Regions from separate parts of the Homo sapiens genome. Here region 1 is linked to region 2. Evidence: read pairs that join two places in POLR2A ChIA-PET (ENCODE). Cell type or tissue: PC-9. All regions are shown on one strand. Links, peaks and the distances in the headings refer to the core of each region. The heading gives the core; the rest is flanking DNA. Region 1 overlaps MRTFB (myocardin related transcription factor B). Region 2 overlaps MRTFB (myocardin related transcription factor B).

The links. ChIA-PET counts read pairs that join two places held together with the same protein. Peaks named below come from ENCODE experiments on the same cell type or tissue, not always from the same donor. Only the 100,000 strongest peaks of a DNase experiment are listed, where the experiment ranks them.
Region 1: POLR2A ChIA-PET joins it to region 2 with 7 read pairs; 6 of 35 experiments call an interaction of 5 or more read pairs at or near these places.

What each region holds. Positions count from the first base shown.
Region 1 is chr16:14,105,865-14,117,393 of GRCh38, forward strand. All of the region lies in intron 2 of MRTFB (myocardin related transcription factor B), which reads left to right. Among named protein-coding and RNA genes, the nearest start is that of MRTFB, 40 kb to the left of the region's middle. In PC-9, for the core only: no CTCF peak of the experiment used is centred there; no DNase peak of the experiment used is centred there; H3K27ac peaks cover 430 bases.
Region 2 is chr16:14,199,322-14,210,850 of GRCh38, forward strand. MRTFB (myocardin related transcription factor B) reads left to right here. Exons shown (of 17, transcript NM_001308142.2): 4 at 10,922-10,987. It also overlaps the pseudogene TVP23CP2 and the pseudogene LOC124903783. Among named protein-coding and RNA genes, the nearest start is that of TRT-CGT2-1, 81 kb to the right of the region's middle. In PC-9, for the core only: no CTCF peak of the experiment used is centred there; no DNase peak of the experiment used is centred there.

The sequences.
Region 1 (11,529 bases), core at 4,048-9,047, 93 kb before region 2:
AAAGCAAGTGATTGTGAAGTATTTCAGTGGGTTGAACCTTAAGGTAGAGCTTGCCTTTCCTAGTATTATAAGGAGCACTTTCCCTAGTTGCTATGGAAACAAATATGAATTGTTGAAAGTTATGGTGTAGATTGTGATACAGATCTGCTGTGAAAGATAGATGTTGCAAACTAAGTCTCTTAATGCTACCACAATAATGATTTCAAGAACAGATATTTACTGTACACTTGTGTGTGTGGTAGGTACTGTGCTAGAAACCTGGGAATGGAGGTGAAAAGGCAAGGTTCTCAACCCCATGGAGCTCAGATTCTCCTGGTAAATAATAAACAGACACATGGACTAGAGCAGGAGGTAGATAGAATGGCAGTGAGTGCCAGGTGCAGTGGGAGTGCTGCTGAGGGGAGTTGGGGAGTGCTTGCCGTGACTTTAAGGATGTGTAGCAATTTGCCAGTAGAGAGGTGGGACGAAGGTGGTGTTCCTACAAGGGAAACTGCATAGGTAAGGGCTGAGAGGTGAGGAGTTACTTTAAATCAGTTCTTTCAAATCACTATACTTCTTACCTATACTGTTAAGAAATATTTGGGGGATCTTAAATTTTTGAATTCATGGGCTGATCGAGTGTAGACTGAATCAGCTACGCCACTTGACTGTAACTATGTGAGTGAGTTATTTAGCCTCTCCAAACCTCATGGGGTTGCTGTGAGGATTAAATGGGAGACTCTCTGTAAAGGGTAGAGCTCAAAGTTTGACATTTAGTAAGCTCTAAGTAAACATGAATTGCTTTTTGGCAGTAACAATATTATCTTCTGGTAATTTTGAAGGCTTTTGTAAGAGTGAGGGTATCATGTTTTTAAAACATTTCCCATGCTTGCTGGATGACAAATCTTGTTTGTAGTACCCTATTGAATACCTAGTATGAGGTCAGCATTGGGCTGGGACTCAGTGAGGGGAATTATACATCGCTCCTATCCCTAGGCAGCTTCCAACTTAGTTGAGAATGAAAATGGACAAATAGAAAATAAGAGTAAAATTGTATGTTCAAGTGTGCTAAATGGCTGCATACAGGTTTTCAGTATATCACAGTAGTAGTATTGCTTGTGTGGCCCATTTACTGTTTTCCAGGAGGTCTAGGCGTAGGTTACCAGAGAGAAACAGAACATAGAAATGGCAGTTAAAACCAAAAGAGTTGAAAACTCAGAAAAAAAATTTAATAGAAAAGAGCTTAGCTGGGTATGGTGGCACATGCCAGTAATCTCAGCTACTCGTGCGGCTGAAGCAGCAGAATCACTTGAACCTGAGAGGTGGAGATTACAGTGAGCCGAGACCGTGCCACTGCACTCCATCCTGGGTGACAGAGCAAGACTCTGTCTCAAACAAAAAAACAAAAACGGAGGAAAAAGTCTTTTCTGTGTGGTGGACCTGCTGGCCGTAAGAGAGAAGCAGTTGCCTCTGTGGTGTGATTCTGGGGCTCACGCCTAGAATCTCTCTCCCATTCACGCCTAGAATCTCTCTCCCATGGAATTGAAATTCCATCATTTTGCAGGACCACCAGGAGTAGCCAACCACACATCTGTCATTTTCATTTTAGCACGAAGGGGTTTATCATATTATTTCCAGACAATAGTTTTGGACCAGATACAAGGTTTAAGAACACTAGGCATAGAATAAATGGTGAGCACAGTTGGGGAAGAGGGGTGAATGTACTAGATGACAGACTTCATTTTGGTCTCTAGGACACTCTCCAACAAATAGTTCAAGAACCAATTCTGCATGACTGCCCTGTGCCAGCTACTGTGTTAGAAACTAGGGATAGATGCATAGGTGAAAAGATGAGCTCCTCCACCTCCGTGAGCTTTAGGCTTATGGACAGATGGAAAGATAAAGATAAACAGATAAATGTAATGCACATGGGGAACAGTTGCTGGAGAGGAGGATACAGGGTCAGCATACCCAGTGTGAGGTACACCAAGGAAGAGGGCACAGTAGGTGTTGTTGGGATCTGTAGAAGACATGCCTGCCTTTGGTCTAACACCACTTTATCGTCTTCTCCAAGTGTCTAGTCCCAGGTAAGGACAGGGAGACCTGAACTTTCGTTTCAGATATTGGCCACCCCTGCCTTCTATTCCTATCACTGCGTCTCTACCAGGGACCCCTTTTCTGCAGTGGGTCCAGGCCACAGCAGTGGACTGTGGTTCTTCCAGGGTTGGTGCTTAGAGTAAATTGAGCTAATAATTTCTACCTGGCTTCAGTCTTTAGACCAGGGTCACATGCTTCTGGGAGCCCTGGATCTGAAAGAACTGCTGGGCCCGATGCTAGATGCTGTGAAGGAGTAGTATTGGGGTGGGTTAAAGAACATTCAGGAAATGGAATTATTTACAGTTTTGCATGTCTCTATTGCTCTTTCTTAGACAGAACAAGTATATATGGAGTCCTCTACCACATGTGAATCTTGAATATTTGAATAAGATGAACTTCTAGCGTTCAGGAAAGAACACTGTGAGGACATGAGGTTGAGTTTCATCATAAGCTTAAGTTCATTTAACAACCCTTGATAGAACATTTCTAAATGCATAGTGGTAACATACTGAATTATGCAGGGAGAGAATTTAGAGCCAATGGACAACATAATCATCTGTCTGGCTGTGTACATGTTAGCTGTTAAAGTCAATATGTGAGAGATGGTCAAGTAAGCTAACTGCGGGGGAACTTGGCCACTTTGTAGAAATTTGGAAAGTAACATTTAAGACTCCTACCCCAGGAGGTTACTTCTCTCTCCCCTTGGATTGGAGATTCTGGATGCATTTTATTTTTATTTTTAAAGAGAATACTCAGTTATTTCTCAGAATAGAAAATAATTATTAGAGTTACATTCTGAAAAGCTGTAGTTATTGGTGAACTTATTATGTGTGTGTTCATATGTTTTAATCAAAATGATTTCATGATGATAGCAGCAACTTCACCAACAAAGAAAACCTTTCCCCCATCGTCTCCCCTGCCGAATACAGTAGCTTGATATTTGGGACTTTTAAGGCCAGAAGTGTTAATGTCTGTTATTTACTGGAAGCATATGTGCACCCCTCTGTAGTAATTCGAAAATTGTATAATCCATTTTAAACTTTGTACCCATTTCTATTTTATTTGTCATTTTTTCTATTCCTGGCTTGATTTAAGTAGCAAAATTATTAGAAGAAATTGATCTTTAAAGGATTTAAGGCTTACCTGTCCAAAGGCTTAAATATAATTTCTTCATTGTTTCTTAGCAATTTCTATAAAAATATGGTATTATTTTTATACAGGAAGCTGAAAAAGCAGGCTGTTCCCAAGGAAGCTGTTGTGTAGTTCCTTCCTTTCTAAAGTTTAAGCTGAATGCTTTTCCTCACTCTAAGTTCAAGGGCTTAGTTTACACGCATAAAAATAAACTGAACAGCACCTGCCACTTAGTCACAAAAGAGAATGTCTCGAAGCCACTAAGCAAACGGATGTACTCAGTTTAAGTTTCTGAGATGCTTGAAGTGTGTGGTTAAAAAAAAAATTTAATTTCAAAATGAATAGTATGAGGATATCAAGAAGAAAACATAAACCAAAAGGTGAGGTTTGATACCTGAATTGGGTACATTTTAATTGCAGAATTGTCATCACTGCAGATACTGGTACTTAATACGTTCAAATAGTTCAGTACTGTCCACTCTAAATAGCTATTTTAATATGGACAGCTTGCCAAAGTCCGTGGTACCTTGTTAAAGTCCTTGTTGACACCGATGGAGAAGATGAGATCACCAAGTTGTCCATTTTTATTTAGTATAAGTAATTGTCCCTGGTTACCATAAGAACCGTGGAAGCTATGTTTTTGTAAACTTCTTTCAAAGTTCTGAAGTCAGTAGGAAATTATCTAGAAACTCCTGTTTTATTCATGAATGTTGCCTGTAAAGAAATGTAGAGGCCCTGCTAAAAATTATAGAGTACTTCTTGTTGTCAGTAGAGTACTATGAGCTGACAGTATAAAGAATATCAAATACAAATTCCAGTGTTTGCCAGGGAACCATACACATGGCTCAAGATTTTCATCACAAATCAGCCAAACAGCATCTTAAATTCTGTTCCTGAGTCAGAAAAGGAGAGGAAAAAGGAAACCATAAGGGTCAATATGGTTTGCCCTTTAATCTCAAAATCATTTTAATGATCCTTAGAGTAGAGCTTGTGTCTTATTTACTCTACTACCTTGAAATATGGACTTACTAGAAACATCAAAACAGTGTCTGGAGAAGTCTCAAAGTCTGAGCTGGGCTCCCTATGAAGGGGCAAGGCAAGCTTATCTTCAGGAAAGTCCTGGGGTAAAGCCAGACCAGCAGCCTTGAAGCCCTGGTGGCTGAGAGCTAATCCTCCTGGACCAGATATGTGCAGAGGCCAAAACCACATGGCTGGTTCCCTGGTAGAGTTTTTGACAGTGCGAGTTTAGGCCTTGGGTCAGGGTGGGCAAATAGGAAACTGAGAATGGATCCTATAAGAGGCGGTGGAGTAGTGAAGGAGCTCTGAAGGCAGTCAGGGAGGTAGGGTTCTAGTGCCAGCTTTGTCAGCAACTAGTTTTGTGACATTAGACAAATCTCTTCATGTCTTTGGGCCTCCACTTCCTCATTTATAAACTGGGGGAGCTGAATCCCATAACCTCAGAGGTCCTGGCCCCTTTAAGCTTCAAAGTGCTGTGATTCCAGGCTCTCTACCAGTACAGTGCCATGCCTTCCATTTTGCAGCAGCCACACCACCCTCTCCTGGAATTTCGGCTTGAAACTCATCCACAGCATGCCATCAGTCACCAGGTTCTGTCCATTTTTTCTCTAGGAAATGTCTTGTCTTTTTCCTTTCTCCTCCTCGCTGCTCCACGTGAGACCAGGCTTTAGTTATATTTGTCAGGATGACTACATCATCCTCTTGCCTTCCACCCTTTCTCTGCCCCAAGGCCCCAAACTTGCCCCTATTCCCAGCGTGAATCCCTCCTTTCCCATCCTGTCCCGTCCCATCTCATGCTCTGAATCTCGTCTCCCTTAAACAGTACTTCCATCATGAGCATTTTCTTGCTCAGAAATCATCAACCTGCTCTGTGGTTTTTAAGATCCTCTGTAATCTGATCCCACCCTATCCATCTAACTTTGTTTTCTCTTTCTAACACACCCTGCAGTGTAACAATACCGATTTTTTGCTGTTTATATGAGCATTCCATGTTTTTTCCTACTTCTGTAACTTCCTTTGTTTCTTTCCCCTAAATACCTTAGCCTATAAATTTAAGAAATTGAGAGGTAAAAAGAGATAGGATAACTGAATAAAGTTCTGCAGATTGGAGGTGCAGGTGGTAGAGGGAGAGGTGGGGTTAACCCTGGAAAGAAGAAAATAACATTTGGGAGGCAGCAGGGAAAGACAAGTAGATGTTAAACATGCAGAGATTTTGAGTCAGAGAGAAGGAAGTTTTAAGAAGCTTGCTCACATCAAGTGGCCTTTGCCCTTAATAAAATAGAAGCCAAGCTCATCTGCTCAGTGATGAGGGGGTGGTGCTGGGTCCTGAAGGAGGTAGAAAATCCCCACTTGCTGTGGACATTGAGGTGAACATTCACTAGAGGTGAATAAAGAACTTCAGAAACATTGAGAATCCAGTTGAAGTTGCTTAACGTGAATTTGGTGGACTCATTTCAGTTTTCTGGATGTGCTTGGTGCTTGGCTTCAAGGACCTGCATGGGCAAACTGAGAGTTGGGTATTGGTATTGCTGAAGTGGCTCTATCCCCTCTACCACCCACTGCCAGCTTCTAACCTATATGAAGAGGCAAACAAGAGGGAGGGGCTGACTAACCTGGAAGAGGGAGGTGCTGAAGCCTCAGAGAGGTGTTGTGTCCATTCATCGTTCACTCCCTGGTTCCCCCTTTTTCTCGGTCCTCTGGCGCCTCTTTCTACCTTTCACCCTCAATTGATGGCTTTGCTTCCAAATGCTGAAAACACAGAAGGAATGAGAAGAGAACATCTGCAGACTCCACTGCCACACCCACCTGGGTGTGTGCTTGTGCTCAGCTGTCCCTCCATACGGTGGCTGGGCGCTCTGAGCTCCCGTCCAGGGCGCTCCTTCTTACTGGGTACCATCCCCCCTGATCTCTCAAGGGCATTGCTTCACTGATTTGTGTCCTCCCACCCCATCAGTTCTTCACTGTTCAAGGGCAGTGTGGAGTAGGGGCAGAGTGGGATTTAATCAGTGCTGAAGCTCTGCCGAACAGGTATAAAGAAACAATGGGGTTTAAATGAGTGACCCTGAAGCAGAAAGAGTAAGAGCCCATATCAAGGGAGGTAGGAAAGGAAAAAGGTGGCAGGATCAGTGGTGTGGAGACCCCGGTGGGATTAACGGATTGTTGGATCCAGAATTTGAGAGATAGCTAGGAGGCAGTGGTCAGAGGTAGGTGCGTGAAACTGGGGAGATCACGGAGTGTTCCTGGTTTAGGGAATGATCATGAGGTGAGTGGCTGAGGAAGAGTGGATGACGGGGTTCAAAGGTAGGAAATTCAAAGCTGAGGGCTCCAGAGAGCTGGCAGGAAGAGTGGTTTGGAAACAACAGTGATGAGCTGGCTCGCCTCCAAGCCTAGTAAAGCAGGAGGATTGTGAGAGGCAAAAATCACCACCACTTAAAAGGGCTGCAAAGGAAGCAGTGTCTTCCAGGTGAGAGCCAGGTTTCCCTGCTTCTTCTCTTATTCCACCACAGTCTGTTCTTCACATAGAAGTCTGATGTTTTCATTTCTATCTGTCCAGGCCTGTGTGACCTGACCTCTAGCTGAGTTTGCTGTTTCTGCTCCAGGCACTGGCCTGCTTGGTGTGTTGAGCACACCAGGGATATTTTTGCCTTGGGGGCCGTTTGCACTTGCTATTGCCATCCAACACTGTTCTCCAGGTATCTTTATAGCTTATTCCCTCACCTCCTTCTGGTCTGTGTTCCAGTGTCTCCATGGACAGAAGTGTCAGGGCTTCTCTGGACACCCTATCTGAAATGGCACTCTTCCTGCCAAGCAGTTACAACCCCTTTTCCTGCCTTAGTTTGTTCTTCAGCACCTACCACAATTTGACAGTATATATTTTACTTATTTACTTATTGGTATATTACACGAGGGCAGAAATTTCTGTCTAGGTTATTATGTCTTTATTTTTTAATTTTTATTTATGTATTTATTTTGAGACAGAGTTTCACTCTTGTTGCCTAGGCTGGAGTGCAATGGCGTGATCTCGGCTCACTGCAACCACCGCCTCCCAGGTTCAAGCCATTCTCTCACCTCAACCTCCCAAGTAGCTGGGATTACAGGTGCCTGCCACCACACCCAGCTAATTTTTGTATTTTTAGTAGAGATGGGGTTTCACCAGGATGGCCAGGCTGGTCTCAAACTCCTGACCTCAGGTGATCCACCCGCCTTGGCCTCCCAGAGTGCTGGGATTACAGGCGTGAGCCACCACGCCCAGCCTATGTCTTTATTTTTTTAATTGCTTTTCCCTACACCTAGCAGAGAAATTGCCAAATAGCAGATGTTTATAAATATGAGTTGAATGTAGAATGAATGAACGAATGGATCAGTAAACAGGTACAGGAGGCCTAAAGAAGGAGGAAATGATTTATTCGCAGTAGGTGATTTCAGAATTCAGGATCTAGAGTGGGTGTAGGATGTGATTGTTATTGTGGGAGGTTGAAGTGGAGAGAATGGGATGATTCCTGTTGTTGAGGAAGCTGAGTTACTGGGACATTGGATAATTAGAAGGAATTCCAGCTCCTAGCTCGATGGCGGGAGACAACATGGAGAGAAAAACTACCAGTCAGGCCCATAATCATTAAGGAATTTAGGAGGGGCTGGGTGATCAATAGAGAACTCTAACAAAAATTAGAGAAGGGGGTTGGTTTAAAAAAAGCATATCCACAAAGAAAGTAGCAGTTATGAGGTGTTGCCCTCTCCCTACATCAAGCTTGTTTTGTTTCCTTAAATTTTCCAGGTACATTTAGTTAAATGTAAACTCTTCTGGTTTCATAGGTCTCTTGAATTTTTTTTAGAATAAAAAAATTACATACATAGAACTAATGTGTCAATGCTAGTTTTTAAAAGTCTGTTAACTCTGACATGGGATACCAAGAGCCTGTCAGTAAAAATAGTTGCTATGGATTGCCAGTTCCTTTGGATCTTTAGGGTCAAGTACTAGTATTTGCTTTTCAAACTGTAATAGGTTCAAAATACAGAGTATGATTTATACTGATATATTTGTGGTTGGAAACTTTAATGTTGCCAATGTCTTCCCAATTGACATCTGAATATCTCAATTATGCTTCTGGTAAATTTATTATTTTAAAATGCCCTGCCAGACCATAGTGCTTTACAAAGTTGGCAGCATATTGCTGATGACCTAATTTTTTATTTGGACTCATTGTAAATGTTCTAAATGTTTCAGTATAGAACTATTCATTTTACCCATTTGAAGAGCATTTTAGGTATGTTTTAATACATGGAAGGATTATTTTCTTCTAGCCCAAATAAGCAAAAAACTTTTAAGTATGTATTTTCAATCTCAATTCCCACATTTATTCTATTTTTAGGTTCCAGCTACCTTCCAGAACATCAGAAAGAGTAGTCCAATTTCAAATAGGATTTCTTCTGGGTAAAAGCTCGTTTCCTGCCTGCACTTGAGGCTGCGTTCCACCATGCTTGTGCTGGCTCTGAGTTTTGCCTCCCACCCTCAATTTCAACCATTATTTTATCCTATTCTCTGGTTTGCTTCAGTTCAGTTTCTTCCTCTCTGTAGTTTTTTTGGACCAGTAATTTCTAATTATCCTGTAGGTCTCAGTTTAAATGTTGCATTTTCAGGGACGTCTTTGTAGATTCCTTTCTAGTGCATTGGGTCCCCGCTGCTGTGTATTGTCATCACTGTGCTTTCCCATCATAATATTGTTACACCTTACTGTAATTATATGCTTCCTGTCCAAATCCATAACTTCCAAGGGGCTATCTGGCTACCTTGTCTGTCTTGTTAATCGCTGTATTTTTCAGCACCTACAATAAATAGTGCCTGGCACACAGAAAGCTCTTCATAGGTATTTTTTGAATGAAAGGATGAATGAATGAGAGTGAGTCCTAGGTTATTCCTCCTTGCCACCACAGCCATGGCTAGTGACCACTTAATATAAGTATTTGCAGCACTTGACACAAGTATAGAAAGGTTTGGGTCTCCTCTACTGGGAAAAGTCCAGTGCTAACAGTTATTGGGAGGATGACCTCAAGTCCTTTTCAGCACCACGCTGACACTACTTGGAATTATGCTACTGAGGGGAGGATCTTGTTCTTGCTACACATTGTACCTACTCTTTCTTCTGAGCAGCAATGTCAGGAGGAGGAATTATCAACTAAATAAGTAGATTTTTGTGAAATATGTATTTTTTTAGTTATTTCCCCAAATCCTACTACTTCAAGTCTGCTATGATCACATTGCCAAATTTCTGGGTTTTTAAGGTAGAGTTCCAAAAAATAATCATGTGTTATCTGGATGTTTCATACTGTAAGTAAGCATAGTGACAGATAAATATTTTGAACAAATAATCATTCAGTAACCTAATTTGCCCCAATTAATGTAGTTTGATGAAAGTTTATTCAGCACCTTGTACAGGTCCTCAACACCTTTTCTTAAACTCTGCGGCCCAGCTACATTTTAAATACAGGTTTTTTTGAATTTTAAAAGGATGACATGTACCACCCAGTGAAGTTTGAGGCAGTACCCCATAATCAAACATTAATATTTCTGCCTTGAAATAGTCACACTAAATAGGAAATGCACTACAAATAGCCTCAAATCAGCTCAGATTCTGATTTTGCTGCGTATAATTCTGGTCAGGTTGGGCCACAGGTGAATTATGAAAAAACTCCTGGTTTTAGACTTTTGGGTCTTTGGAGTTACTTGCAGAGAACTGTAATAGGTGCATATTTTGGTGTGATGATTCTACTGTCTGAGTCTCCCTTGAGTGCTTCCCCTCCCCTCCATGCTCTGGGCCACCATTAGGACAAGCCATGACTGTCACCTGGATCACAGGGGCCTCCTCCCACTCCATCTCCTTGCCTCTTGTTCCTTAGCAATCCATTCTGCAGAGTAATTGGCCTAAAACAAGTTTGGTTCATATTGCTGTTCTTTGTAAATCCTTTCATTGGCTTCTTACTGCTCTACAGATGGGGCACGCATTTCTTAATCCATCATTCAAAACTCATTATGATCTGGGCCCATTTTACCTCTCCTGCCCTTCAATAGCCACTCCTCATTTTTTTTTTCTTGCAAACATATTTCTTCTGTTCCATAGTCCTGCTTACCTATTGACTGTACCTTCTGTCTGAAATAGCTTCTTTATCCTGCCTCCATCCTCACGTCCCTTTTCTAACTCATCTATTTTTCAGGTCTTGGATTAGATTTCACTTCCAAGGAAACCTTTCCCCTCCTAGTTCTAGATTAAGTACCCTACCGTTGTGTTTGGGCAATGTCTTATGCTCCTGTTGCATTGTGATATAATTATGTTACTAATTCTCTGGAGCAAGCATCTCAACCTTAGCACTATTAACTTTTTTTTATATGCTTATTTCATGACCTGGTGTTTAACACCCTCCTAAGCCTCTGACACTTGACCTGCTGTGCATCTCACACTTGGCCTCTGACATTTGCCTTGCTTTAGCAGTCAGCTTCTAGACGTGGTTCTAAATAATGCCTACCAGATTTCTCTACCTTAGCACTATTGACATTTTGAACTGGGTAATTCTTTGTTGGTGGGGGCGGTGGGGCGGGGGTGGTCATTGTAAGCACCATTGTAAGGTGTTTAGCAGCATCCCTGGTCTCCACCCACTAGATGCCAGTAACCCTCCTTCCCATTGTGACAACCAAAAATGTCTCCAGACATTGTCAAACATCCTCAGGGGTGGGGAGGCACAGTCACCCCTGGTTGAGATCTACCAGTCTAGAAGGAAGACTCTTTGAGGAAGGGGCTATGCTTAAGGGCATCTTCATATTCCTGCCTTGGTACACATGGGTCACCTTATACATATTGAATTAAATTAATGTGGGAAGGAGGGTACTTGGCAAGGAAAGGGATGGATAGACAGATGAAGAGTCTAGCTCAGCTCTCTCGGGACATGGCATGTGAGAATATATAGCAAATGATTTTCAAGGGATTGAGGTACCATACATAAGGGGATCACACTCTGTTCTTCTCTTTGAATAACTACTCCTTTTGCCTTTGGGCCATCCCCCAAGGAATTATTTCCTGCCTTAGAGTTACAGGCCACAGAATCTCCTGATCTGCTGGAGGCTGCCTTAGAATCAACCAGGAAGCATTTGTTAAACCACTGTACAAATAATGGGCACAGATAGGAATCACAAGCAGTCCTTGCCCTCAAGGCGCTCCCAGCCCAGTGAGAAAGACACTGGTGGGTTTTGCCTCTCTGTCCAGAAGGCCCTTACACCCTTCCTTTCCTGGCACATTCCTACTCCTCCTATCCAGT
Region 2 (11,529 bases), core at 3,680-8,679:
AGTCCCGGGCTTTCTTTTCCTCTCTATTTATATTCTCTACCTCAGCAAACTCCTGTGGCTTCAAATACTACATAAGTGACAACTTCCAAATTCCACTCTCTGCCAAGACCTTCTGAAATCGGGACCCATGTAGCCAACTGCCATTTTAACATCTCCACTTCCTATTCAAACATGCCCAAGACTGCGCTTCCTAATAGCCAGCATGCATTCCTTATCTCAGTAAATGGTCTACCCAGGTGCTTAAGCCTGAAACCCAGGATCATCTTTGTGACCTCTTCCTCCTTCAAACACACTGTCCACTCCCTTGCCATACACTGTTGATTTGATTCTAAATGTATCTCAAATCTATTCATTACATCTCTCAGCCATGATGGAGTTGAAGAAAAAATAAGTCCTGTGCTCAAAGTTTCTATCCTGGAACATCAGAAAATTCTATGAAATTTGGAAATAAATGTTTGGTTTCAAGAGAAAGCTTACCCTGAGCTTTTGAAAACCACGGTAAATATTTCCCCATTGAGTCAGAAACCCAGCCCCATTGTCCTCACTAATTCTTTTTATATCTTACAGTTCTTCACTGCTTATTAGTTATTTATATTATTTGACATGATATCACTAGTACCCTTAGGTGAGAGGAGGTAATCTTTGTTTCTGAATTTAAATTTACCTTAAAACTTAATGTTATACATTGTGGGGAAGGGGAAAAATAAAAAGGTACTATCTTACCTTGTAAGCTGGACTACAGATTGGCACAACCATTTGGAAGGCAAAGTGACCTTATCAAAGTTTTAAGGGCGTGTTCCATTATTAGAAATTTAATTTATAGGTATATCATCAAAGGATGCCCCCAAAATGAATGAGGATATTCATTATAGCATTATTTGTAATAGCAAAAAACCTGGTAGCTTAAGTATATGAATAATACATCCATATGTTAGATACAGCCTTTAAGAAAGAGCTAGATTCTGAGTTCCGACCCGGACCCGTACGCTGCTGCGCTGACGTGGCTCCCGGAAGTAAGGCTGGCGTAGGGCCGCCATGTTGCAGCAGGATAGTAATGATGACACTAAAGATGTTTCACTGTTTGATGCGGAAGAGGAGACGACTAATAGACCAAGAAAAGTCAAAATCAGACATCCAGTAGCATCGTTTTTCCACTTATTCTTTCGAGTCAGTGCAATCATCGTCTGTCTTCTCTGTGAATTGCTCAGCAGCAGCTTTATTACCTGTATGGTAACAATTATCTTGTTGTCATGTGACTTTTGGGCAGTGAAGAATATCACAGGTAGACTAATGGTTGGCCTACGTTGGTGGAATCACGTTGATGAAGATGGAAAGAGCCACTGGGTGTTTGAATCTAGAAAGGAGTCCTCTCAAGAGAATGAAACTGTGTCAGAGGCTGAATCAGGAATCTTTTGGTTGGGACTTGTTGCCTGTCCAGTGCTGTGGGTGATACTTGCCTTCAGTGCACGCTTCTCCTTCAGAGTAAAAAGTGGTTGGCGGTGGTTATCGTGGGTGTGGTGCTACAAGGTGCCAACCTGTATGGTTACCTCAGGTGTAAGGTGGGCAGCAGAAAGAATTTAACCAGCATGGCTACTTTATATTTTGGAAAGCAGTTTTTAAGACAAAACACTGGAGATGATCAGACTTCCTGAAGAGAGAAAGCTTATGTGCTTTGTTACATTGGGGAACAACTGAAGAGATAAGTCTTGACTTTGAACCTTTTAGAGCTTAGTCCATGTTGCAACGAGGAGTGTTGGCTTTGTTTTTCCACTTAAAAACTTTATTTATAAAAAGGAAAAATAGTTTTCGTATTAAGTTTTTATTTCCAGCAGTTGGGGCGAGAAAGTATATGTTGGCACTAGAAACATTGTCAAGATTTATTCTGTGGTGTAGGTATGCACATTCCATAGGTATGCACACGGCCATGTAATATCAGTATATCCCAAGTTAACGAAAGTGTTCATTTACATAGGCAATGGAGACCTTTGCATTGTGATCCATAGAACATAGGAGGATGTTCTTAGTGTGTCTCAAAGCTCTATATGTTTACATATTATTTCTGTAGATTGTTTTCAGGAGAAAGTTTTGCTTCCATGGTAAGAGTGAGCACTTTGGCTTCTGTGTAAGTTAGAAATAATTGTTAGTTTTTAATATGTACTTCCTGGGGAAATTTCTTAGATGTTTGCAAGCAAGTGAAAACAGTTAGGGCCAGTGGTACTAACTACTTTATAAAATTTTATTTTTATTTGTAAGAAGTCATCTACTTAAGGCCCAGTTAATATAAGTGGAATCATCGTAGTTTAAGGAATACCCAGAGATTGCTGCTGTTCTATTTATTTTACAGAAAGGATAGCTAGATTGAAAGCTCTTCAGTGGACCTTGAGCTAATAGAGCTTTTACCACTAAAAGAGCATTATTCTCATGTCATAATGAGAATAATCATTTACATACTTGGCATAATAAATGCCTAAAAGACATTTTATTTTCTGAATCTATCGTTTTCTTGCTATAATGGGGATATTGTAAATTATGCATTTGTATTAATGGTATTTCTTAAAGCAATCTATGTAACTGTAAACTAAACCAATCTACAAACTATTGTAGGCATCTGTAAATTCTGTCGTAGGTATTATAAACCTTGTTGAAGTCTTAATCAGCAGATTATGTTGTGAATGTATTTGTACATTGTTAAAATAGTTTTTAAGATTATTTGTTTAATTGAATAAGTGTCTTATTAGAGTGATAGCTTTGAAGGTGCAAAACTTTATATTTGTATAAAATTCTACTGTTTACAAGGCAAAAAAAAAAAAAAGAGCTAGATTCCTTGATATTCTTTAAGCAAATTACCAAACTATATAAATACTATTATCTGACACATATACTTCCTTTGCATATGTTATATATAACATTGGTGGACAATTCACAAGACATCTTCTCCGAGCCATAGAAATCTAACAGTGGTTACCTCTGGGGAGAATGACTGAAGGTCTGAAGTAGAATGGATTAACTTTCACTTTTCTTTTTAAAATCTCTTTTTATGTGCATGTATACTTTATTTTAACAAATAAAAGAAAAATGTATTATAAAACAGGGATTCTTAAATCAAGATACTAACAGTACACATAGTGTTCTGTTTGAGTCCCGGGCTCAGAAGGAGACCCTTCGTGATTTGACTTTCTCCCCTTTGACTGCAAAATAAACTATTCACAGCAGAGAACTATAAATTTGTGAATCTTTGTGGAACTAAAATTTTTAAAGCCTTATGGTTTTATATTTGGAGAAAAAAAGTGTTATTTTCACCAAGTGTCTAATGTAATAGTAGTGGTAATAATTAGTAATAGCCACCACCATTTTAAACATTTATTTTTAAGAGAAAGGAAAAGTAGTTCATCAGTCTTTTGCCCTTTCAGTACAATTGTTTTCAAGTCCTTACCTGATTAAACAAGTGCAATTCTACATTTGGCCACCACACTGCTATCTGATCAAACACTGAAACAAGTATTGAATGGAATCCAATTAATCCCTCCTGTATCCAAGCTCAAAAGATAATATGAGGAAGCTGGCTTTTCTAAACTGTCTTGTTTTTACAGGATCAGGCCTTCACTTAATACTATTTAAACAATGCATAATAAATGTTTGCCAAAGTCCAACCACTTCATTCTCTTAACTACCCTGACATCTGTTTGAAAAATAAACAACTGAAACTAGGATCTGTTTATTACCTAGTACTGACTTCAGAGTCAATACATAGTCAATTCTAGAGTATTCTTTAGTTTTCCATCTTCAGAGATGGTTCATCTAATCCTCACTTGACTGCTCAGGCTTTTTTTTTTCACTCCTCATGATCCTAAAGTTTATTCTGTCCATTGTCCTGTAATTAAGTAATATACATTGGAGCTTCTCTCTAACTCACAGATAGCTGTTCATCACCTCTCCCCTCTCCCCTTTCCCACCCTCCTTCATACCCATAACTGAAATCCAGCTGTTCGTAAAGAATTTCCAAGACCATGGCTGCCTGCCATTATGCTCCCCAGAAAGTGTCATTTTTGCATTGTTTTGGTAACATACAGTCCTCTATGTCCCACTGAAAACTCAGGGCCAGAGCCATGCTTTGCCTCGGCTTGCTCAACTCAAACTAAACTGCTCTTTGTTATTAATATGCTGCATACAATGTGTTGTTTCCTTTAGGGGGAAAAGGCACTTTAATTACATCATATTAAGACAACATTTCACACTTTGGGAGGCCAACGCGGATGGAACACTTGAGGCCAGGAGTTGGAGACCAGCCTGGTCAACATAGGAAAACCCCGTCTCTATTAAAAATACAACAGATTAGCCGGGCATGGTGGTACACAACTTGTAATCCCAGCTACTCAGGAAGCTGAGGCACAAGAATCACTTGAACCCAGGAGACAGAGGTTGCAGGGAGCTGAGATCAGACCACTGCACTCCAGCCTGGGCGACAGAGGAAGACTCTGTCTCGAAAAAAAAAAAAAAAAAAAAAAAAATTTCAACATTCTACTTACGGAAACAAAAGAGGAAAGACATATCTTGGTTCAAAAAGCATGTGAAATTTTTGAATTAGGGTTATAAGTATCACATGAAAGAAGTTATTGTATTTTAAAGGTTTTGTTTTGTGTGTTTATTTGTTTGTTTGAGACAGAGTTCTTGCTCTATTGCCCAGGCTTGAGTGCCGTGGTACAATCATAGCTCACTGTATAGCCTCGAACTCCTGGGCTCAAGTGATCCTCCTACCTCAGAGCCTCCCAAGTAGCTGGGACTACAGGTGTGTGCTACCATGCCAGCTAATTTTTTTTATTTTTTATTTTTCTTTGGTAGAGACAGGGTCTCACTATGTTGCCCAGGCTGTTCTCAAACTCCTGGTCTCAAGCCATCCTCCCTCTTCAGCCTCCCCAAACACTGGGATTACAGGCATGAAGCACCGAGTTTGGCCTTACAGTTTTTTTATATTGGAAACGAATCTTAAAATTTTGTTCTAAAAGCACTCTAAACCATTTAAGAAGCAGGGGAAAGGAACTAAAAGAAGATACTTTTTTTTATGGAAAACCCGCTAGACAAATTCTAAAAGAGCTGTAACACTTAAGATACTTTATATCTAAACTACCATATTGCTGGGAATGACATTTTCAGTTTATCATTGGATAAGCTACCTTTCATTTTTTTGGAATTGGGATTAAAATCAAATTTTTACTTTTCTTGCATAAAAGTAGAGCAAATTCAAAACACCTCTATTGACATAATATTGTTTTTATCTGTTGTGATAAGGAATAAGGATTAAGTAAAAATTTCAAAATTATACACCCTTTTCTCCTTATTGAAATGTAATAGAAAACTGTAAATGTTAGCCCTAAGAGATGAAAGATCATAATTCAATAAATTTTTTTCTTTAAATGAAATAGCCATCTGTATCCATGTTCACATATGTCTGCTACAATTGCAAAAGACAATGGTTAATACGTGAGGAAATTAGTCTCATTACTTTATGATCATGCTTTATATATATTACATTGGAATAGTCTTCCTTTTAAGAATTCAAATTAAGGGAATAACTGAAATGAAGAATTAACTTTATACACAAAAATTGCACCACAGCATTATTTATAGTTAAAAAATTGGAAACAACCTAAGTGATAAACAGGGACTATTTAGTAAACTATGCCATATCCACCTAACAGAGTATTTTATGTAGCCACTAAAATAATAAGAATATTTATCATTGTAGTTACAGAGTGATCGGAGTATGTAGAAGCAGAGAATCAAAATCTATGCTTAAAGACAGAGGAAATACATGGTAACTCTAGTTGTGTCTCTCTGGATGATGATATTATCGGTGATTTTCTTTTTTAGTTTTTTTATCCTACTGTTTTCTATTTCCATATTTTGTGTAATGAACATATTTGGCTCCTATCATGTGTGAAAAGATTTTTTTTAATAAAAATGCCTGGGACCCAGGCTAGTTAGGAAAGATGGGATACATACAGTAAGTAAATGGATTTATAACCTCATCTCCCTCCATCCGTGAGGGTGCTTTGCCTGCCTCTTGTGAGTTTTGTCATCTGGAAATATACAGCTCTTGTAGAATTGTCAACTTGGGGTAAATGTTTTGCACAGAGAATACAATGCTACCTGTATGAGATATGCTTTTTTATATCTGTCCCCCTTTTTTGATAAAATGAAACAGGTTTACACCTTGTTTTAAACCATGATTCTAAATTTCAGGACTTCTTAGGACCATGTGTTGGATTGTTTAGCCTTTACCTTTTTCAAAAATAATATTCTTTGAAAATGTTCAAATGTGAGCAATTGTAACATGAAGTCTGTTTATCTTTATTACTTATGTCCTTTGTTTCTGAAAGGATGTACACACTCAGTGTTTTGAACTGTTTAGTCCCCTGAGGATTCTATAGTTTGTACGTGTATCCTTTTCTTGCATGATGGCCATGGAAGATACTGTTACTCAACTTACTAAGAAGACGGAGGCTATGATGTCAACCCAATAGTATGGTTCATCTACTCAGCAAGGCACCGGGAGAGAATGCTCTTGGTTTCAGTTTTGACACATGAGGCCATTGCCAGACTGCCTCTGCTGCAGGAAAACAGTACCAGGCCAGTGTCTAGTCTTTGGTTGCAGCTACAGATATGAAATCTTGTCAACACAAGCACAATTTGTCAGGCAGTTGTGCAAGGCTGAGTGACATTCAGTGGTCTAAGCCTTTTTTCCCCTCCATGCAGATATAAACATGGAGGGTAAGCATGGAGGCTGAAAAGGGAGGAAGGAGGTCTCCAGGCTTAATCCATGAAGGTCCCAGGAAAACTTGATAAAGCATTCCTGATCCCACAACCGTGAATGCCTCTCTGATCATTAGAAGAGTCTGGTCCTCTGTTTTCAGGGTCCCTTACCCCTTCCTCAGTCGTGGATAAGCACCAGTACATTCTGCCTGACTTCTGTGTCTCATGACAATTAAGCTGTCTATCATTCAAGCCATGTTCTTCCTGGATGGTCTCTGTCTAAGGTGCAGATATCTGCTGTGACTTATACATTAATTTTGTTAGTAATTTGATGAACAGAAGTTCTGAAAGGAAGTTTGATATCTGCCAAAATTATAAGTCTATACCTATATGATCTGTACTTTTTATAAGTAGTAGTTGCTCTCAGAATAGCCTGTGTCAATTGTGAATGACTGGTTTTAGTTGACATCAACAAGTAATACTGTAATTGTGTGTTTTTGTTTTGAGACAGAGTCTCGCTCTGTTGCCCAGGCTTGAGTGCAATGGCACGATCTCGGCTCACTGGGTTCAAACGATTCTTCTGCCTCAGCCTGCTGAGTAGCTGGGATTACAGGCACCTGCCACCTCGCCTGGCTAGTTTTTATATTTTCAGTGGAGACGGGTTTCACCATGTTGGCCAGGCTAGTCTCAAACTCCTGAGCTCCAATGATCTGCCAGTCTCGTCCCGGCCTCCCAAAGTATAATTGTGTTTTAATACTACCCAAAGTAGCAATGTACCTGATCTCTTGCTAGAACATAGTGCCTCATATTCAATATAATATGTGCAGTAGTGTCCACCTATGGGTGCAGATAAAAGCTAAAAAAAAAAAAAACTGGGTAATCAACATACTTAACAAAATGGCTAGTTACTTGCAATTCTGCCTCCCCTTCCATTCATGTTCTTCCTAACGTCGCTTAAAAAAGATCTTCCTTTCACTGCTACTGCTGCTGCTCTTTCCCATGGATTTGTACCCCATGCAGTACCCAGACACCTAACAGATATGCTCTAAATAAATGAATGTGCCTGGGGGAGGCCGATGGCCACAGCTGCTTTGAATAATACTTGTAGTGGGAGGTTCTTGCTTCTTGGGAAAGTTTTATAGGCAATGATGAGAGCGTTAATTGGGGAAATTATTCTCCTACCTTCAAGCAGTATAAGTAGGGTTGTTTGGTTGCTTGTTTGGCCACATAGAAAATGGGATAGAAAACACAAATGTTTGTGTGTGTTGTTTTATTTTAATAATTGGTGGTTGGTGTCTACGATATTGTGAATATAATTAGAAATGTATATGTGTTCTTTGTCTTGGGTTTCTGGCACAGAACTCCTAAAGTTCTCCTAAATGTCCTGAGTAATAGGAGCATCATTTGTTATACATTTGGTCTTAGTCCCCAGTTCTTGACAAAGAGCTTCTTTCTAAGATCCTTGGACTCTCTGGAGTGATGAGAGTGGTTTTTGTATGCTACTGAGATGACAGGTAGTTGAAGGTCTTTAGGTAGCTTCCAGATAGGGGCTGATCACCAGAAAGACCAAGGCATGGCCAGAGGAAAGGTGGTATACCTAGAGAGGGCATGGGAGCTCTGTGCCCCTTCTCCCATACCATGCCCTATGTGTCTCTTCCATTTGGCTATCCCTGAGTTGTATCCTTTAGAATAAACTACTAATAATAGGTAAAGTGCCTTCCTGAGTTCTGTGAGCTGTTCTAGCAAATTATCAAACCTGGGGAGGGGATTATGGGAACCTCCCAACTTTATAACTCATTGGTCAGAAGTCTGAGTGGCTTGGCCTAACAATTGGCATCTGAAGTGAGGGCAGTCTCTTGGGATGGAGCCCTTTAACTTGTAGGATCTGACACTAACTCCAGGTACCTAGTGTCAGAATTGAATCATTGGACACCCAGTTGGGCATCCAGAATTGGAGAATTGGTTGGTATGAGGGAAAAGCCCACACATCTGGTGTCAGAAGTGTTGGAAATAGAAACAGATCAGAATGACACGCATCCGTGTTGTATGTTACCCTCATGGTAGCAGGTACCTTTCTTTCCATGTTAGCATGAAAGTGTGATTTCTGGTGATAGATGATACAGCTGACAGGACTGCTGTCCTGGTAAATGAAGGCACCTGAAATGACCAATGTACAATCAAGAGATGCTTCCAGGACTAACCAGCTGTTGTCATCAGAGTGTTGGTTTGCAAATCAAGTTGTTGCAGATGTATGCATCATTCAAAGATGCCATTCACCCAAAAAACGTATTGTGTCTGATAGATTTGTCTCACAAATGTGTGCTTTCATTGTTTGGTTTTTGTTTTAAACCAAAAAGGGGGTGGTTGATATTTTCATTACTCTTTCTTTTTTACTCTTTTGAGGATTCCCTTGGGAGAAAGGAAAGATTTTCCTGCTAGAGATTCTCCAACAGACATGGACCACCATGTTCCAGAAGTATCAACCTTTGATCTGGAGAACTGTTCTAACCCTTTTCTCCTCTCAGTTGTCTTTTTCTTGAGATTCTGCTTCTTGAATATGATTATCTTAAATGCAGACAAGCATTTACTTTAGCATTCCTAGAAGAATGTTAAAGTACGCAGGTCTTTGGGTGCTGTAAGATGCACAGGTCAGCTCCTTGGTTATTTTGTTCTTAGTAAAGTACAGTGGGAACATACTATCCTCAATCAACTTAGGGAAAAGATCTTTCTGTTAGCGCACAATTGATTGAAAGTATCACAGAACATCTTAATGTCAGGAATGTGCATATCTTTTTTAAAGAAATTTTATTTCTTTTGCTTTGTGTAGCAGAATCTTGTCAGTTGCTTCAGTTCTAAATAGGCTATCAATGAAGTTTTGTGATCCTGTGGCCCCAAACCAAACAAAAACCCAAACTTATTTCTGTATCTAATAGATGATGACATTCATATCAAACAATGATAAAATATTTTTAAAAGCCATGTGACAGCTTAGATTCTTTCTGAACTTTACCTAAGACTGTGCTCTGCTCTGCAGTCAGCGCAAGACCAACTGAAAAACAAGGGATGGAGGCCACGTGCCTGCGTCTGCAGGCCTCAAGGTTTTATTGCAAGGAGGAGACACCACGTGCACTGCATTTGAGCCTCTCATTCCAGCCATCACCACTCACTAGAAAATTGTGTCTTCTCTTCCCACCATTTAAGTAAGAAAGGCACATAAGTAATTTTTTTAAGCATATTGACAACCATTAAGCAGACTCTTAATCACTCTAATCTTGGTTTTCATCCATGGTTTGAAACAAAAATCAAAATGGCAACTTAAAATCACAGTGGAAACTGGTTTGAATGTAAAGCAAAGCAAGAAAAATATTTTTCAGAGTCACCTCCTGTATTCCCCTTATTTTGAAATAGTCTCATTTTCCAGATAAAAATATGTAGATGCTTATAAAAGGAATCTGCTTGAGAAAACTAGAAAAAAATTAATTTTTTATTAAATTTGGCAAACTGGATGTCTCCATTTCATAATGTATATCTTGTTCTCTGCCAGTTCTAATAATTTACTCTTTTATTAAAATAATAAGGTGTCAACTGATTTGTGACTTTCTTAGAACTTATAGAGTGAGATACATGGTATCATGTTTGTGCAAAGATTACTAAACTTTAAATTCCTAATTTAGAAATTTCCCTTTGAGTCATTAGGAATATCTCATAGGTCTAATTTTTATTATGCAAGCAGCCTTCCTTAAAGCCACTTATAGTCAGTCTTAAAATAAGTTTTTGCTATTAATTTGTTTTTAAAAAACTAAGATGTGTCAAAGAATTTCACGTCTCTTATTTCTATAAATTAGATTTATTAGCAAGTCTTAATATATAAGCCAACTATTTTTATTTTCTTGAGTACTATGAATGTTTTAAACAACAAATACATAGCTTTGGTCATCAAAATAGGATAAACCAAAAAATTTATACTGTGTAAACTTTAGTGTTCACTAAACAGGCAGAAATTACAAAATAATTTTCCTTTTACAACTTACGTGGTGCCAGGTAATATCCTTCTTTTTAATTGTGAAATAGAAGATGCTTGATAAAGCTTAATTGCATCTCCTCTGGAATCACATAAATCGGATCCCACAGTTGCCGATAAACTCCAATGGTGATTATTTCCTTTTCACAGTGCTCCAGCTGAGGCTGCAACAAAGGAGGACGAGAGAACAACTAGTGGACCAGGGCATCATGCCACGTAAGATTTATACCATCACTGCCATCCCTAACGTGACAGAACATGACGGGCGTGTCCAAGAAGAGCCTGCATCTTGCTCTGCTTTCAGTTGTATCCATTTAATCAACAAACAATTACCAAATGAATTTCCAAGGAAAAATCAGGCACCTAAGTGAATCATTTAGAATACATTTTAAAAACCAGATGCAGTTTAAAAGAGGAACTTGAATTTTATATTACACACAGAACACCTTTACACTGTAATTAGGCTAACATTCATTCTTTCTTTAAACTTTAATATTTGTTTTAGTTTTGAAATGACTAAAGTAATCACTATACTAATGGATTTGAAATTCATTAGACTTGCCAAAAAACATAAAATTAATTTACAATTTTTACTTAGACTTATTTAGTTCCAGTTAATTATATTTAATGCTATGCTATGATCTGTGTACAGTAATTAAATGTATCTCAGTTACAGGACTGATAAACATTCCATTTATAATTCATATTTTTGTCTCAAGTACAGTTATTTCCCTTCTATCCCTAGGGTTTGTTCCTTT